Regions from separate parts of the Mus musculus genome. Here region 2 is linked to region 1. The links are chromatin contacts, found by Hi-C or POLR2A ChIA-PET in ENCODE. All regions are on one chromosome and are shown on one strand. Each heading gives the region's core, a stretch centred on a gene start or an enhancer-like site at or near the end of the contact. The rest is flanking DNA. Distances are from core to core; before and after follow the strand shown. Region 1 overlaps Dcaf5 (DDB1 and CUL4 associated factor 5). Region 2 holds the start of Dcaf5 (DDB1 and CUL4 associated factor 5).

Region 1 (2,764 bases), core at 164-2,663:
ATATACAAAGAACTCATGAGATTAGACTCCAGAGAATCAAATAACCCTATTTAAAAAATGGGGTACAGAGTTAAACAAAGAATTCTCAACTGAGGAAACCCGAATGGTTGAGAACCACCTAAAGAGATGCTACACATCCTTAGTCACCAGGATACCTTTCTTATACCTCTTCTCAGGACACCCACCACATGGTGGCACCACCCCAGTAAGCTAGCTCCAATAACAATCAGCAATCAAGAAAATGTCCCACAGGCATGCCAACATCCCAATCAGATGGAGGCGACTCCTTAACTGAGATTCCTTATTCTCAGAAATCTAGGTTTGTGTCAAGCTAACAAAATCCAACCACACCATTAGGAATTTGTACTTGCCCACTTCCTCACATGTTATTTACACAACACCTAAGATACCATCTCATGAGGTTAAATCTTTATGGGGATTCCTGACTTGCCTGGTTTTATTATTAGGAGAGAAAGAACCACCTCCCCTATTATCCTTGTCAAAGCTAGAGATGGCTACCTGACATAAAACTAACAGCTCCTGACAGAAACCAAAAAGATGGAAAGGGGAGGAGATGGTGGGTGAGTAGACAGCTAAAACAGGCAATGAAGGAATCAGATGGGCAGAGCAGGAAAGGGGGACAATTGCTTTCTCTCCATTCTCTACACAGTAGAGGACCTCAGTTCTAAAGACTGTTCCAAGGCTACTGCAGGCGTCCGAGCATGGCATACGTGGGATGTCGGCACTGACAAAGAAGGATGGCTACGAGAATACACCAGAAACTATCTAAATGAAATCAATGACATCTTGTCTGAATATATAAAATATACTTGTGGGTGTGAAGTTCTCTCTTTTAGTCAATTATATGCAAGTTTCTCCTCCCTACGGCCCTGTCATCACCACCTAAACTCCAAAAGCTAAACTTTCCAACCTTAAGTTTATTGGGCCAGGCAAGCCATCTAAGGGCTTAAGATTAAAATTAAGCCTTTAAGAAATGCTGGGACCCTGAATACATTAAGAAGTTTAAAGAAGAGCCCATGGCTCAGTTTTAGATGTTATCATGAAAAAAGGTCTTTAGACTTTTCAAAGTTGTGCATATACATAAGCAAAACATTCCTACACATAAAATAAGATAATGTTTTAAATGGATATTTTTAAGGCAAAAACTTAGAGCCAAGTCACATGTGGTAACATAGGCCTGTAATGAGACAGAGGCAGGAAGACCATGAGTTTAAGGTCATCCTGGACTATAACACCCTGTCTCCACATTGGTGTCTTAAGACTTCAGATTGCACTGGAAGAACGCACACTGTCAGTGTCTTCCCTTACAGTTCCCTCTGGGGGGTCAGAGCAGATGCTAACTCAAGTCCTTCCCACCGTTAACATTTTATCCTGCCAACCAGCCCTCTCATGGTTTATTTCAGGGCAGCAGTGGGACAGCATGACTGTGCGGCACACCCACAGGCTTCAAGCTGAACTGGAGCAGTGTGGTTTAGGAGAAGGCAAAAGAAGCTGCTCAATAGCTCAGTATCCATAAACTGTGCCAGAAGGACAGGTACTCAGTGGGAAGGCCTCCTCATGATCGTAAGGAGTTATACCTCTAGGTGCCCAGCAGCCCTTTAGACCCCTCGGATCCTCCCACAGCCTATAAACTGGACATAATTTGATCCGAGACCCATATGGTAGAGGGAGAGAATTCTTTCTGCTATAAGTTGTTCTCTGACCTCTACACATGTACTGTGGAACATGAATGTGTGTGTCCATGCATTCACACACACATGAGCATGGGTATTATAACATATTACATGTTTCCATCATTCATAGGATACACTTACTGGTATCAACATTAAATTATATTCCAAAAAGACAGACACATAAACTGTTCACTGTATTTAGAGTGTGACTTTAGAGGCAGCGACTACAGACTAAGAAAAAATGAGCTAATGGACATTCAAATGGATTTTTCCTCTTTTCTCTCTACACTTTTTTACATAAAAGTCTTAATCCAATGTGTGTTACTATACAAATAAAATGGTGATCATCAGTTAGGGCCTGGGCCTTTCCTATGGGATGCTTGCCCAGCCTCTCCTCTTCCTCTGCACATCACCCTTCCACATGGGCCTGGAACTGCTCCCAGATAACCTTTCACCTTCTTCCTACTCCTTAGCAAACATGTTGAATGGCTTAGAAATTTTAAAAGAAACAACATTTAGAGAGGAGCCAAGGGGAAAAGGGATAAGGGTCCACTCAGTGCACAGTAAGAAACTGGCTGGGGATTCCAGGGGTAGATCAGAATTAAGACATTAGGACACTCCTCTCAACACACTGCTGTGACACCATAAACCACTCAAGCTTTCTACTGGAGGCAACCTCAGTGCTCCACCCCAGTTGCCAGCTGTGCACTGCAATTCTAAGTAGAGCAGACAGCAAGCTGGAGGGACGCTGGCATTGTTGGTCCAAATTTGACCTATTTACATAGAACCGTTGTACTGAAACGGCAGAGAATGCTATGCTGAACCTAAGAGGCTGTCCTCTTTGCAGACAGTGCCCTCCTTAGGCACATGGTGCAAAGGCCCATGTGAGGGCGTGGCACTATGTGTCAGAGAAGCAGGAGGGGTGAAGGATGTGCGACAGAGTGAGGAGGCAGTCTCCTCAGCCCTGGAGCCTCAGGGAACCCTGCTCGACATGAGAGGCACTCCTCAGCTGCAGAAGTTCCAACTTCTCAACTGCCTGCCCTGGGAAGAAAATCAAGAAAGATAATCCT
Region 2 (2,764 bases), core at 186-2,685, 41 kb after region 1:
CCGGCCTCCCCCCCCGGAGCAATAGGCTATCGATTCAGCTGCCTGTCGCTAGGAGCCCCGAGAGAGCAAGGCCTACACCGCCCGGCCGGAGCCCCGGCCTCGATTGCACCACTTTCCCCCACCCCAGCGGGGAGACCCTGGAGGCAAGTAGGCCCAGCTGAACCGGGTGGGGGAGGAGGCGAGCAGCCCTGCAACAGGAGCCGCGCGGGTGAAGGGGGTCCTGGAGCCCGCCTCCCGCCAGTAGGTCTCCCGGGGGGTCCTCCTGAAGCCCTGCCTCCCGAACAGCGCATCCAAGTTCAGGCTGGTTGGTGTCCCTAGGTCGCTAGAGCCCTCGCCACTCTCGGAACCATAATAAAAACAAGACGCTGAAGAGGCTACCACTGCGTGCTGGGAGATGGGATTGGGCCCTGAGAGAGCCAGGGGGAGGGGACGCCTCTCTGCTACCCGTCACCACCCGCCCGACCCCGCTGGCCCCACGGTGTCCGGCTCTGTCACCGCCGGCCTCCGGCTCCGAGGCCCCTTTTCTCCATGACACCGAGGACTGGGGCTCGAGCTTCGCCTGGCCTTTGGCGAGCCTTGGTCTCCCCCCCCCCCCCGGCCAGCCCTCCCCCCAGTGCCCCCCGCACCTTTTAAACTACGCAGAGGAAGAGTTTGCCAACCAACTTAGTCAAACCGTAACCTCGTCCCCCTCCCCGACCCACACTGGTGGGGCAGGCATCTGGAGGGACCACTTTGCACTTGGGATAAAGCACATTAAAGACCTGTCAACCATTTTAGGTCTTTTTTTATATATATAGAAGACATCCTCCTCTCCTTCCCCTTCTTCCTTCCCTCCCCCCTCCCTTCCTCCCTCCCCCTGCAATGGTATTAATTTCACACCAAATCTTCCCACCGCTGGAGAGGGGTTGAGAAGGGCGGGGGTGGGGACGCAGGGCAGCAGGAGGGTGGCGGGGAAGGGGAAGGGGCAGCTGGAAGGGGAGCGGGAGGCGCGGGGAGGGGAAGGAAGGGGGTTGATTTACCTGAGACCAGCCACTGGCCTCCATTGTTGGAGAATTCAATGGCATTGACACAGCCGAAGTGGCCGAGAAGGTCCTTCTTGTAGAGGTTTCTGCAGCCCCGCAGGCGTCTCCTCTGAAAGTCCTGAGTGAGCAGGGGGTCCCCATGCAAGCCCCGCTGGGACAAGAAGCCCACCACTGACCTCATGCTGCCCCCCAGGCCAGCTCTCCTCTTCATGCTGGAACCGCCGCCGCCACCGCCGCTGCAGCTCGCGCCGCCGCCCCTCCCTCGGCCGCACGCCGGGCCGCCGCTCCCCTCCCGTCCCGTCCCTCCCCGCGCGCAGCGAGCCGGAGGCTTCTTTAACCAGCCATGGCAGACGGAGCGAGGTGTGCAGACGGTCGGTCGGCGGCGTTCGCGGCTTCCTCACGGTCGCGTCCCTCCCTCCCCTTCCCCCCTAGGCTCCGCCTCCCTGCCGCCTCCAGCAGCTGATCCCCAGCTGCGGTCGCGCTTCCGCGGTGCGGGGCTCTTCCGCCGGCCGCCGGGCCGGAGAACGCGGGCGCCAGCTGCCCCTCCCCCGCGGACGGCTGCCCGGAGATGGCGGGCGGCGGCTTGCAGCGGCCGCTGACCGCGCCGAACCACGGTTGGCTCAGGATGGCGGCGACGGGGCACCCCCGGCACGCCGCACTCTGAAGTTGGACACGCGTAACAATCAGAGTGGCAGCCGGCCTGCGGGCTCACCCTCCTTCCCTGGAGGGACAGCGGCTCGCCCAGCGCTGCTCGCTGCCTCCTGGGGCGCCCAGTTCCCTGTTCAAGTGAGGGAACCCACGATTGGACTGGACGTCTGGAAGGAGGTTGTCTGTGGGGTTTTATCGGTGCACCTGCCCTTTCCAAAAATGTTGATACACCCTTCTATTCTCCAATTCAGTTTTCTAATTGACACTCACCACCACCCCCACCACCACCCCCAGCCTATCGGTTTAAAAAAAAAGGCAGAATTATTCAAGCTGATAGGACACTTGGGTTTAGGGGGTTGCGGAGAGGTGAAAAGAGAATTGAGCTGATATAGTAGCCATATAGTAGAGCGTATGCTTTTTGCATTCTTCAAGTTCTGGGTTCAATCTCTAGCACTAACAATCCCCACCCCCCACTCCCAAAAGAAAGTGAGAAGAAAATTGCCAAAATCAAATTGAGAAGGTCCTCTGTCCATTGGTTCCAGATGCATTTGCAAGCCACAAGAAACATTATGAAACGTAGCAGTATCTTATTTCATTGGTAGGGGTGAGGCCAAAGGTCTTGAGAATGGAGGCCTGGAGATGCACAGCTGTTAACCAGCAGCCACAGTATAGTCCAGAAGTAGCTGCCTTTCAATAGTGCAGGAGTCCTCAGTTGAGTTGACCTCAGTGAGGAAACTGGGTAAGTGCACTGGAATTTTACCAGGTAAAGTTGAAAGTCCCCTTTTCAATGGAGTGCTTTTCCAGGAAACTATCCTCTATCATTAGTGGTAATTAACTAACCTGAAATAGGCAGGTGTCAGGTTTGCCCTTTCAGTTTAACACGAATTACAATCTCAGGACCAGAGATGGCACAGGAGTGGTTAAATACAACCATAGGTGAAAGATGAACTAAAGAAATTCTTAAGATAAAGATGGGGAATGAGGAAGAGGTTCACCTGTCAAGCAAAATTATTTTTTTGCAAGTAGTTAATTCAAAAGTTCATATAACAACATTCTAAATTTATTAGAAGGTCACCAAACCCAAAAATGAGAAT

The links. Hi-C counts contacts between places; a loop is a spot of excess contacts on that map. ChIA-PET counts read pairs that join two places held with the same protein, here RNA polymerase II (POLR2A).
Region 2: a loop to region 1 is called in a map of heart, with 2.2 times the contacts of the local background. The contact joins the promoter of Dcaf5 here to the enhancer-like site in region 1. A Hi-C loop is called at or near these places in 4 of 37 maps with a recorded cell type or tissue (gastrocnemius, heart and left cerebral cortex). POLR2A ChIA-PET finds 5 or more read pairs at or near these places in 1 of 5 experiments (Patski).

The regions. Positions count from the first base shown.
Region 1 is chr12:80,394,048-80,396,811 of GRCm38, forward strand. All of the region lies in intron 5 of Dcaf5 (DDB1 and CUL4 associated factor 5), which reads right to left. Among named protein-coding and RNA genes, the nearest start is that of Mir1843a, 3.8 kb to the left of the region's middle. Within about 2 kb of position 1,414, at least 1 of the 3 ENCODE cell types and tissues checked has a DNase peak (open chromatin) inside an H3K27ac peak, as active enhancers do; it is left cerebral cortex, where a contact is called at or near this core.
Region 2 is chr12:80,435,166-80,437,929 of GRCm38, forward strand. It overlaps Dcaf5 (DDB1 and CUL4 associated factor 5), which reads right to left and starts at 1,436. Exons shown (of 9, transcript NM_177267.5): 1 at 1,020-1,436. The coding sequence starts at 1,233.